Regions from separate parts of the Homo sapiens genome. Here region 2 is linked to region 1. Evidence: read pairs that join two places in POLR2A ChIA-PET (ENCODE). Cell type or tissue: GM12878. All regions are shown on one strand. Links, peaks and the distances in the headings refer to the core of each region. The heading gives the core; the rest is flanking DNA. Region 1 has its middle 17 kb from the start of ITLN2. Region 2 overlaps CD244 (CD244 molecule).

Region 1 (2,909 bases), core at 190-2,689:
TAAAGCACAGGACCCAAATCAGGTGCCCTTTTTGTCTGGGCCTAAGAATAGTACTACCACTGGCTGGGTGCAGTGTCTCACGCCTGTAATCCCAGCACTTTGGGAGGCCGAAGTGGGAGAATCACGAGGTCAGGAGATTGAGACCATCCTGGCTAACACGGTGAAACCCCGTCTCTACTAAAAATACAAAAAAAATTTAGCCTGGTGTGGTGGCGGGCTCCTGTAGTCCCAGCTACTCAGGAGGCTGAGGCAGGAGAAAGGCGTGAACCCAGGAGGCAGAGCTTGCAGTGAGCCGAGATTGCGCCACTGCACGCCAGCCTGGGCCACAGAGCAAGACCGTCTCAAAAAAAAAAAAAAAAAAAAGAATAGTACTGACCACCAGTTCAAGCTATGAGTTGGAAGGCTCAGGTTCAAATCCTGTTGGTTCTGCTTCCCACATATCACTTAAAGTCTTAAACCTTCCCCTCTTGGCTGGGCTCGGTGGCTCACGCCTGTAATCCCAGCACTTTGGGAGGGCGAGGTGGGCGGACCACTTGAGGTCAAGAGATAGAGACCATCCTGGCCAACATGGTGAAACCCCGTCTCTATTAAAAATATAAAAAATTAGCTGGGCATGGTGGCACATGCCTGTAGTCCCAGCTACTCAGGAGACTGAGACAGGAGAATCGCTTGAACCCGGGTGGTGGAGGTTGCAGTGAGCCAAGATCCCGCCACTGCACTCAGTTCACTGCAACCTCTGACTCCCTGGTTCAAGCGATTCTCTTGCCTCAGCCTCCTGAGTAGATGGGACTACAGGCACGCGCCACCACACCCAGGGAATTTTTGTATTTTTAGTAGAGACCCTGTGTCACCATGTTGGCCAGGATGGTCTCGATCCCCTGACCACGTGATCCAACCACTTCGGCTTCCCTCAGTGCTGGTATTACAGGCATGAGCCAGGGCACCTGGCCAAGTTGTGTTAAAATATAGGTTTTTATGATAATTTAGGTATGGAAAGATAAATAGATCAGGAGACAACTGCAGTTTGAAAGATAGAGTGTCATACTCACAGTTCCCAAGGGAAGGGGCCATGCCACGCAAATGGCAGGAGGCAGAGCTACATGGGAAACACCGGGGTGAGTCAGGAGGCAGTGAAAGCAAGGGGGGAAAGTGGGCTAGAGCCTTTATTGTGGTTTTCACAAGAAGAAAGGAATAGGCAAGGGAGGGTGAGCAAGTTTAGGCCTGGCTAGTTTGAATAATTTCATCAGGCTCTGGGGCACAGGGGCTGTCCCTCGTTGTCTGGTATCTGGCACTGGATGATTAGGGCAGATGCATAGCAACCCAGAATACGAGCCTCGCTGGAGGAGTTGGTTGCATGGGCTCTGGATTGGTCGTTTTGCATATGAAAGGCATGCTCACAGGCAAGTTGTTTGCTATCTCTAAGAATCAGCCAAACCTAGGAGAGATTGTCTGTCCAGGGTCAGCAAGGTTTAAGGTGAAGATGTCAAAGTATCAGAAAATAAAAGGAATGGCTAATACAGCCTCACCCCCATAGACTGAGGTAGACACACCCTAAATATATTTCCATCACCAGATTTATTAAACTCCATTGTAAGAATTGTTTTGTTGGTCTTTTCCTGTTGGACTTAATTCTGCTGGATAGGGATTTTGTCTCCTTCATCTTTGTGCTCTCAGTTCAGAGTACAGTGTCTAGCCCAGAGCTTCTGAGCTCATGTATCATAGCACCCTGGTATGGCATAAACAGGTTACAGGTGTCCCGGGAGATGCTGATGATTGTAAATTTTTTATAGTGATACAGAATCTAAAATTGTGTTTTCATAGGCATTTAGATTTTTACTCCAGTTAAAATTATATTTAAACATTATTTGTGTGGCTCTTTCTGTATACTTAAATTCAGTTCTTATTATCTTGGCAAAAGACTTTAGGCATAACACCCACCATCCGAGAGTGTTCTCTATGGGCTACACCAAAGAGCATGTGCCCTGGAAATACCAGGCAAAGAGTATCCTCCTGTGTGTCCCATGATGCAAAGGCTTGGGAGCTCTAGTCTAGCAGGATTCAAAAAAGGGATGTTAATTAAATCAAATAAGATTGCATAAATGAATTGATGAGTGTAATCAAAGTACTTGTTTTGCCTCTTACATACTGCAAAACACTAGCCTCTCTAACCCTTGACTTTCAAGCTACAAAGAGAGAATAATGCTTATCTTATAGGACTATGAAGATAAACAAGGAATGTTATAAGTGAAAATTTAGATAAAAAGCATTATGCAAATCTAATTATTACCACATTTGGCGTGAACCTACTGATAATTCTTCAACTTTGCCAGTCTGCCATAGATCCTGCTCTCATTAGCAAATTATTCTTCAAACTCTTTTCTACCTCAAATCCCTCTTCAAATTAAAAAAAACTTCGCGGCATCCCTTTGCCTACTCAGCCACAAGAACCTTCAACTACCTGGCTGCAACTTCCCTCTGTTCTCTGTGACAGGTCCTGGGGAGAATCCAGGGCCAACCTGGCAGGTACACCAACCACCAGGGGTGTAAAGTCCCAGGACCAAGCTGTATTAGGCAAAAGTTCACCCAGAGAAGTCGGAAGCAACAGTATAAAGGGGCAACAGATGAGGCAAGGAGCCAAACTGTAGAGCTGTAGGAGCATCAATGTCAGGGTTAGAGGCAAAGTAAGGACATAAGTCATGTGTTTTCATCAAGATGGGCTCTGTGCAGCCGGGCACGATGGCTCACACCTGTTATCCTAGCACTTTGGGAGGCCGGGGCAAGTGGATCACCTGATGTCGGGAGTTCGAGACCAGCCTGACCAATATAGAGAAACCCGTCTCATCTAAAAATACAAAATTAGCTGGGCATGGTGGCGCATGCCTGTAATCCCAGCTACTCAGGAGGCTGAG
Region 2 (2,909 bases), core at 192-2,691, 130 kb before region 1:
GGGTTCATTAGGCAAGGTGCAAGCAAAATTCCTGGAAGCAAGAAGAAGCTAAGAGAAGCAGAGAACTGTCAGCTGTCCTTAGAGGCTGGGGAGTCATGGGCATCTGACAATGTCAATAACTTCATTTGTGTTTTAAAATACTGCAGGAGTTTGTTGCTTTTCTCTCCCGTCCAGACCCGTGTGAAGTGTTTCTAGAAAGATTAGAGCTGGGTCTCAAAGTGAGACCACATGAAACTTGAGATTTAGGCCTTCAAATTGGAGCCCTGAGACAATAGGGAGAGGCCAGAGAGGGCTGAGGCCAGGCAGGGAGGAGCTCTTGAGTCGGAAGAAGTAAGCTAATAGGCCTGAATCCCAAAGAGGTTTCCTTTGCTCTAAGTTGTTTTTCCTCCTGTGGTCTCCTAATCTCAAGTCATCTTCTTTTTGGAAAAATAGATTATTTTTAGCAAGCACCCGGGCATCACTGGCTGTGGGTAGATTCACATGCTTTCAGGAATTTGTACCAGAGTCTGGTAGCAGTGAGAGAAACAAAGTCCCCTTTTATTATTCACATTCCAATAGCCACTGCTTTATTTTTCACATTCCCATAGCCACTGCTGGGGCAAAAATAAATAAATAAATAAAGATAAAAATAAAAAAACAGGCATGGGGAGCTGCTCTAACAGCCTCTGAACCCAGAGGCATCTGGGAGAGGATGCTTGCCTGCTCTGCGAGGCTGCACAGGGCCTCACGTATGTGGCCAGCACGGAAGAGCCCCACCACATGTGCTTCCTGCGTGCTGCTGGGTCTCCACAGCAAAGCGCCAGGGGGCAGTGGAAAGAAGGCACTTCCGCCCCACTTCACCCACCCTGCCCCACTTCCTGCCAGCAGTTTGGTAGGCTCCATCAGAGCTTTTCCCCTGGGCCTGTCACCACATCTGCCCTAAGCGAGACACAGCAGTGGGGGCATCTGCAGGCCCTCTGCAATTTCCTCCTCTTCTAATTCTTGGATGACAGGCAGAGTTGGCCCCTGCCTGCTGCGAAGAGCAGGCGAGAGGCTCCTGGAGGAGCCTACTCAGGCTGGTGGGCTTTGTGCCAGGCTGGTTACTCTCTCTAGTACCTCAGCCACACTCAGGCCTCTTCTTCCAAAAGGCTGTGAATGCAGCCTATTGAGCCAGCTACAAAACTATTATGCTTTGGCTGGTCACACTTCCCAGCCTGTGTCACCATTAAGGGACTCATGAATGTAAGCCCTGACTCATTAGGAAAAAGAATTTGTGGTCAGACAACAAATACCACAGCAGCACTCTGCCTCTGTCATTGATTTCTGTTGTGCTCCATCCCTTCTCAGCAGGTGCAATTCTGCACCAAGATGCCCCTTCAGCCTCCCTTTCATCTCCTCTGCTCCTTTTGTTTCCTCTTTTCCTCCATCACCAGAACTAGGAAGCAGGTGGAGAAAAGATAGATGGGGAAGGGCTGAGGGTCACATCAAAAGGACAGTCGTTCAGTCCTTTTTGTCCCTCTGCTCTGAATAACCATCATTGAAAGAGCATTTTCCAAGCCAGCTGAGAGAGACCCCAGCCTCCGGGATGACATACGTGATTTCTCCTGGTTTTCAGATCCTTGACATCTTCGTAAATTGTCAAAAATTCCTTGGGACTGGTCTCTGAGGGAGGAAGAAAACAAAGAGCAGAGCTGCAGAAACCTCCAGAAGGGCTTTTGCTTCTAACAGGTCCCACCTCTACCCCAAATGGCCAAACCTTAAAAAAGGTTCTAGAAAGGAGGCAAGTTAATGCTCTTCCCAGGAACCCCAAAGAGCACAGAGGCAGCAACCGAACTGCCCCTCCCACACCTCCTCCCAAACCAGCTGTCTACAGGGAAATCTGCGCATTGGGATCAGAAGGCATGAACTGGGAGAGAGAGCCTAGCAACCTGCTTGCCCCCCGCCACCACGCACACAAACATACCAAAGCTCGTTGAGGAAAAGGAGATGCTGTGCTCCCAGACACATCCCACTGGACGCAGGACAAAGTCACAGGATCCAAGGCCTCAGGCAGGAGCACCACCCTAAGGACCTTCCACTCACCTGACTGCTTCTCCTTCCTCTTTCTCCTCCACACACAGAAGCAGGCAAGGGTGCCAAGGAACAGTGCGCTTAGAATCACGATGATCACCAAAAACGGCCAAAATCTGAATTCTGAGGAATACAGAAGGCGTGAGAACTGAGCTGTCAGCTCGCTCTCTTCTTCCTTCCCACCTGCCTGCTGCAGGGGCTGCCTCAAAACCCACTTTTCTCTGTGTTGTGGCTGATTGCCTCGTGCTCTGAGAACTCACGGTCAAGGTTTTCTCTTTGCTCATTTGGTTAACCTCCTCTGAGTGATGCCAAGAGCATAGATATATCAGACAGGCCTGGCTCAAATTCTAACCCTGTGAGCTCTGCACTATTTATTTAACCTCTCTGGGCCTCTCAAGTCATCTTATTTTTGGAAGATGCCTCAGAGCCTCTTAGATTTTCTCACCTGTAAAAGGGGATAACGTTATCTACCTATAGGGGTTAATTACATGATCTAATACAGTTGCCCTCCAAAGTTTTGAGTTCCACAATGTGGATTCAATGAATTGTGGATCCAGAATATTCAGGGAAAAAAAATGCATGTGTATTGAATATGTAGAGGCCTTTTTCCTTGTCATTATTCCCTAAACAATACAGTATAACAACTATTTAAATAGCATTTACATTGTATCAGGCATTATAACTAATTTAGAGGTGACTTAAGTAAGGTATACAGAAGGATGTGTGCATAGGTTATATGCAAAAACTGCACCTGTTTATGCCAGGGACTTAAACATTCGTGGATCTTGGCATCTGTGGTTGCGAGGTGGGTCCTGGAACTAATTCGTCATGGATACTGAGGGACATGTAGCACAACAAAT

What was found. ChIA-PET counts read pairs that join two places held together with the same protein. Peaks named below come from ENCODE experiments on the same cell type or tissue, not always from the same donor. Only the 100,000 strongest peaks of a DNase experiment are listed, where the experiment ranks them.
Region 2: POLR2A ChIA-PET joins it to region 1 with 11 read pairs; 3 of 35 experiments call an interaction of 5 or more read pairs at or near these places.

Annotation. Positions count from the first base shown.
Region 1 is chr1:160,970,619-160,973,527 of GRCh38, forward strand. No RefSeq gene overlaps it. Among named protein-coding and RNA genes, the nearest start is that of ITLN2, 17 kb to the left of the region's middle. In GM12878, for the core only: no CTCF peak of the experiment used is centred there; a DNase peak (open chromatin) is centred at 1,203.
Region 2 is chr1:160,836,878-160,839,786 of GRCh38, forward strand. It overlaps CD244 (CD244 molecule), which reads right to left. Exons shown (of 9, transcript NM_016382.4): 4 at 2,062-2,172; 5 at 1,574-1,641. Among named protein-coding and RNA genes, the nearest start is that of CD244, 25 kb to the right of the region's middle. RefSeq lists enhancers at 335-849, 853-982. In GM12878, for the core only: a CTCF peak has its summit at 794 (motif pointing right); DNase peaks (open chromatin) are centred at 844 and 1,254; H3K27ac peaks cover 1,121 bases.